Linked DNA regions of Homo sapiens: region 1 is linked to region 2. Evidence: chromatin loops called from intact Hi-C (ENCODE). Cell type or tissue: ascending aorta. All regions are shown on one strand. Each heading gives the region's core, and the rest is flanking DNA. Links, peaks and the distances in the headings are about the cores only. Region 1 overlaps CEP350 (centrosomal protein 350). Region 2 overlaps TOR1AIP1 (torsin 1A interacting protein 1).

Region 1 (2,926 bases), core at 218-2,717, 90 kb before region 2:
TCTCTTTACTTTTTTCAGCAGGTTTCTCCTTTATAGAAATATCATCTGAAAAGCAGAAATATTTACAGCAAATATAACAATGATTTTCATTCCCTCACTTATCCTCCGCCCATAGGAAAAATCTGTATAAAGTATATGCTGCAGGTAGGGAGAAAGAAACCTACACTGAGGCTACTTCTATGGCCCACATAATACCAACATCAACTCCTTTTATGGAAAAAAGGAGTTGGAAAATATATGAAGATTACCACCACTCCAGTATTGGGTTCCAATCCTTTGTTATTTATTTATTCTTCTAAGAAACTCTTGAGAAGTTTACTTAGTTTCACAAATGCTTTCCAAGTCAGGATCATTGCATTTTATAGGATCTCAGAGGTGAGCACTCTCACAGATTCCTATTTCATTTAGAAATTTCTATATAAAAACTTTACGAAATACTCAATATAATATTCTTAAATTAAGGCCTCTTTATGATGATGCTAGTGAAACATGTCAAGGTATTTTATATACACATTATTACTAATTTTTTAAAAATCCAACTTGCAGAAATAAACTGATTACACATGTTAAGCTTAAAAAATTAACTTCAATTACGGATCTGAATGAATGTACTTTAAAATATGTGTAGAGTTCTGCATTCTGGGTAGAGTGGAAATAAGTATAAGTAAAGGCCTTAAAGCAGGACCATACCTAGTATCTAAAAAGAAACCCAGCAAGCAGGTCAGTGTGAGTGGACTGAAAAAAGAGAAGATTAGTAGGAACTACGGTCAGAGACATATAACTAAGGGCTAGATCATGCAGGGCCATCTAGGCCACTGTAAGAATTTCAGGTTTTACTCAAGAATGAGATGGAAGGTTTTGAGAGATTATGAACAAAGGAGCAAAATTAATCTAAATTAATTTTTAGCAAGTTATGACAATAGACTCATTAGAAGAAGAGCAGATAGAGGGAGACCAGTGAGGAGACTACCAGAATAATCCAGATAGGAAACTGATGGTGGCCTCGATCTAGGTGGTGGTAATGGAAGTGGTGAAAGTGATTATATTCTAAGTATATTTCAGACAATATTACATACAAAATATGAGGCGGGGGTGTGATACTCAAGAATGACAAGATTTGGGGGCCTGAACAATTAGAGGGATAGAATTAAATGACATGGAGACACTACCAGAGTAGCAGGTTTAAGGGGTATATCATGACCACATTTATTTAGTTAGTTCCATTTTGGATATATTAAGGTTGAGAAATCTATTATACATCCAAAGGGAGACATGGAAGTAGCAGCTGGATACAAGTGAGTTCAGAGGGGAAGTGTGGGCTAAAGACATTACTTTGGGAATCACTAGCAACAGGGAACATTTAAAGCCCTGAGACTAGACAAATTTGTCCTGTGTGCAGATAGATAAGCTGTAAAAAAAAAGAAAGAAAAATAGAGTGAGTAGAGGGAGGGGGATTGGAGAGAGAGAAAATGAAAGAAAGGGAAGAAAAGGAAGGGGAGAAGGTTAAGAAAAAAAAAAGAAATTTAAAAAAAGAGAGAGAGGGGAAAGAAAGAAAGAAAGAAAGAAAGAAAGAAAGAAAGAAAGAAAGAAAGCAAGCAAGCAAGCAAGCAAGCAAGCAAGCAAGCCAGCCAGCCTGCCTGCCCAAGCTCTGAGGACTGAGGTCAAGGCATCCTGATGATTAGGAAAAAAACAACTGAAAAAGAATAATTAGGTTTAGGAGGAAAACCAGATACTTATAGTATTCTAGATGTCAAGTGAAAATTTCAAAGAAGAAGTGATCAATCATGCTGCTGACAGATCATAACAAATTAGTATTAAATATTGCATTTAGCAATGTGGAAGTCACTGATGATCTTGATAAATAGGGACAAACACCTATAGAAAGGATTTAAGAGAAAGAGAGGAGACAAATTGAAGACAATGAGCATAAGGCAACTTTTTGCAGTTTTGCTGAAAACAAGAAACAAACAGGGCAGCAGCTGGAGAAAAGTAAGGCCAAAAGAGGGGTTCTTTTACAATGACTGATATAACAGCATGTTATCACATAGTATGTTGATGAGCATGACCTGGTAGAGAGGGAAAACTTGATCATGCAAAAGAAAGGCAACAGGGCTGAAGTAACATCCTTAAATACGTCAGAGCAAATGGAATCTAAAACACAAGTAGATGGGTTAGTCTTAGCTAGGAACATCATAGTTCATCTACCGTAACAAGAGAGAAGGCAGAATATCAAAGTCTTTTGACATATTCTACTAGTCTATAATGATACTATCCTATGAGGTATATTGTTATTATCCCTATCTTACAGATGAAAAAACCAATAAAGAGAAGTTATGTAACATAGCTAGTATACTCAACTAATAACTGACAGAGGCAGAACTGGAAGCCTTGAAAGCTGATTCCAAAATCTTGGCTCTTAACTATTACATTATTCTTCCTTTGCACATGAGAAAAAAATTTCTGAATAGAGTGTTGTATAATAATAGCAAGAAAACTGGATCGGACACTTAATGCCACAGAAATGTATTAGTAGAAGCTTTGTGAGGGCTTACTACAAAGACCTCACACTTTAGAATCAGAGTGGGTTTTGAATCTTGGCTTCAATTCTTAATTACTCTATCCAACCCTAGGAAAATGACTCTTTGAGCCTCCATTTCCTCAACTGTAAAAAATAGAAAAGCCCACTCAGCATCTTGCCCAAGCTCATACTATTCGGTAGGTAGTACCATTATTAGTATGACCTTCCTATTACCCTCTCCCAGTCTTCCATGGGTTCCTCCTGTTTCTAATTCCTAACTTATTCCCTTCCTATAATACTTATTTTTCTTTTGGTATCTTGCTCTCATGTAAGTATCTTACCTGCTGCCTGACAAATTACTCACTACTTCAAAGATCTCAGAGGCCTAAGCAGAAGTAAACTTCAACT
Region 2 (2,926 bases), core at 130-2,629:
AATAATACTTTTACATCTTTTACTTATTGACTGTTTCAGGCTATTAATTTTAGTAGGGACCTTTTAGAGCAGCAATTCTCAAGGCGTGGTCTGTGGGGTACCTCAAGACCCTATTTTGTGGGGAGGGGGGTCCATGAAGTTAAAGCTATTCTTCTAACACTAAGATGTTATTTGACTTTCACCTTGTGTTGACATTTGCACTGATGACGCAAAAGCTATGGTGAGAAAAACTTCTGATGCCTTAGCATGAGTTACAGGGCAGTGGCACCAAACTGTACGAGTGTAGTCATTGTTATTTTTCACTGCCATGCATTCAAGATTTAACAAAGGGACATTCTTTTACTTAAGAATGTCCTTTATGAAGCAGTTAATTATTTATCTTATTAAATCTGAATCCTTGAGTACATATGTCAATATTCTTTCTGAACAAATGGAAGGTATGCACAAAGCACTTCTGCTGCATCATACAGTACCATGGTTGTCTCAAGGAAAAGAATTTTGTGCAAATGAATTACAAGGCGAATTAGCACATTTTTCATGGAATACTATTTTTTACTTGAAAGAACAAGTAACAAACTACAGTCAGACTTGTGTATTTGGCAGATATTTGCTTTCAAGTGAAAATTAGGATTTTAGAATCCTAAATCTGCCACCATGAGCTTGACAACTCCCAATATTGTACTTTAACACTTTCTTTTTTTTTTCTGAGATGGAGTCTCGCTCTGTGGCCCAGGATGACATGAAGTGGTGCGATCTTGGCTCACTGCAACCTCTGCCTCCCAGGTTCAAGTGATTCTCCTGCCTCAGCCTCCTAAGTAGCTGGGATTACAGGTGCGTGCCACCATTCCCAGCTAATGTTTTTGTATTTCTAGTAGAGACAGGGTTTTGCCATGTTGGCCAGGCTGGTCTTGAACTCCTGACCTCAGGTGATCCATCCGCCTGGGCCTCCCAAAATGTTGGGATTACAGGCATGGGCCACGAACCCCACCCTTTAACACTTTTTTAAAGTCTTGAGATTGGCAGTGATGTTAACAAATGTGATATTTTTTATTACATTCCTAATGTGTCAATGTTTGGAAAATCTGCATTCCTCAGTGAACCAATGTTTTCCAAATGACCAGTGCATGATACTCCATTCAAAGTATAAGAAAGACCAATGACTTTTAATGTAATAGAGTACTAAAAGCTCAGTAAGATGGTTTTAGATATCCTATTTCAAGTAACATTTAAGAAACTACCACTTGTTGAGTTTTGGAGAGTTCAAAAAAGAATAGCCACAATTATCTGAAGAGGCTATTAAAATTTTTCATATCTGTATAAAAGCTGGATTTTTTGTAGATACTTCAACAAAAATAATATATTGTAACAGACTGCATACAGAAGCATATATGATAATCCAAATCCATTTTTTAAAGCTAGGCATTAAAGAGATTAGAAAAAATGCAAAGCAATCTGATCTGTTACTCTTCTTGCTAAATTATTTTAAAATAAATTAATACATATTTTAAAAAATGTTTCAACTTTAATTTCCTGGTACATATGGATAGACATAACCCATATTTTCAACAAAAAGCTCTTTGAGGTTCTTAATAACTTTACTAGTGTAAAGCGGTACCAAGAACAAAAAATTTCAGAATCATCATTAATCTATTTTCTTTTTTTTTTTTTTTTGAGACAGAGTCTCGCTCTGTTGCCAGGCTGGAGTGCAGTGGCACAATCTCGGCTCACTGCAACCTCCGCTTCCTGGGTTCAAGTGATTCTCCTGCCTCAGCCTCCTGAGTAGGTGGGACAACAGGCGTGTGCCACCACGCCCAGCTAATTTTTGTATTTTTAGTAGAGATGGGGTTTCACCATGTTGGCCAGGATGGTTTCGATCTCTTGATCTCATGATCCGCCTGCCTTGGCCTCCCAAAGTGCTGAGATTACAGGCATGAGCCACCACGCTCAGCCCATTAAGTTATTTTCTTAGTACTCTTTCAGGACAATAAGACTTGGAGAACTAAAGAAACTTGCCACAAGGCTGTAAAGGAGGTAAGTGGTCCAATCTAGTTCAAATACAGGTTTGCAGACTCCGAAAGCCATTGTAATCCCATAAAGTCATGCTCTGGCTAACTTTCTTTCAATTCAGCATGGTTTTCTCAGTTAACAGTATTAGTAGCTTTACTTATTTTAGCTATTATTTTTGGTCTTATAGACAGTTAAGTGAAGAGCAATACCAGATGTTGTCTCATAAAGTTTGTCTATAAAGAATTTCACTGCTAGTAGAATATATACTTTTTCCTCTCAAGTGCTTAAAATGTGATTCTTCAAATAGCATCGAGTCATACTGCTGTCAAAAAACATTTTTAAACAATTATGGAATACCAATTTTACAGAAATATTTAATAAAAACTGAATACATAAACTTACGTCGGCTGGAGGTTGATGGTGACTGGTTTCCAAGCTCTGATTTCAGAATGCTGTCATCTAATGGTGAGAGTAATAAAATAAGACTATCAACTTATGCTTCATAATTTGAGTATTTATTTCTAGTAGACAAAGAAGATACAAATTCCACCAGGAAAAAAAGAAGACAGAGATCAGCCAGAAGCAGAAGAAAAAGTAGAATATCTGAGTGCCGATTAGACTGAGAGCTCCTTGAAACACATGACCTATTTCTTTCATAGCTTTTCACAGCATATGGTGGGGTCTAGTACAAAGCACACAATAATTAGTTTTGAGAGAAAGTTTGGAAGTATTTGACCCATTAAGTATCTAATGGGATTGGTGAAACTTCCGGGATAAAAAGGACAAAGAAACTAAGCACACCATAATAAAATGAAACATATTATACCATCTGAAAAACTGCCATATATTGAACTCTTGCCTGGTGAAGATGCTGTAAAGAGGGGGAAAATAAGGACAAAATGTGGATTACAGACTACTG

The links. Hi-C counts contacts between places; a loop is a spot of excess contacts. Peaks named below come from ENCODE experiments on the same cell type or tissue, not always from the same donor. Only the 100,000 strongest peaks of a DNase experiment are listed, where the experiment ranks them.
Region 1: it touches region 2 in a loop (1.8-fold over the local background); 3 of 110 quality-filtered maps call a loop at or near these places.

What each region holds. Positions count from the first base shown.
Region 1 is chr1:180,003,573-180,006,498 of GRCh38, reverse strand. It overlaps CEP350 (centrosomal protein 350), which reads right to left. Exons shown (of 38, transcript NM_014810.5): 8 at 1-45. Among named protein-coding and RNA genes, the nearest start is that of CEP350, 50 kb to the right of the region's middle. In ascending aorta, for the core only: no CTCF peak of the experiment used is centred there; no DNase peak of the experiment used is centred there; H3K27ac peaks cover 260 bases.
Region 2 is chr1:179,913,538-179,916,463 of GRCh38, reverse strand. TOR1AIP1 (torsin 1A interacting protein 1) reads right to left here. Exons shown (of 10, transcript NM_015602.4): 9 at 2,410-2,466. Among named protein-coding and RNA genes, the nearest start is that of TOR1AIP1, 33 kb to the right of the region's middle. In ascending aorta, for the core only: no CTCF peak of the experiment used is centred there; no DNase peak of the experiment used is centred there.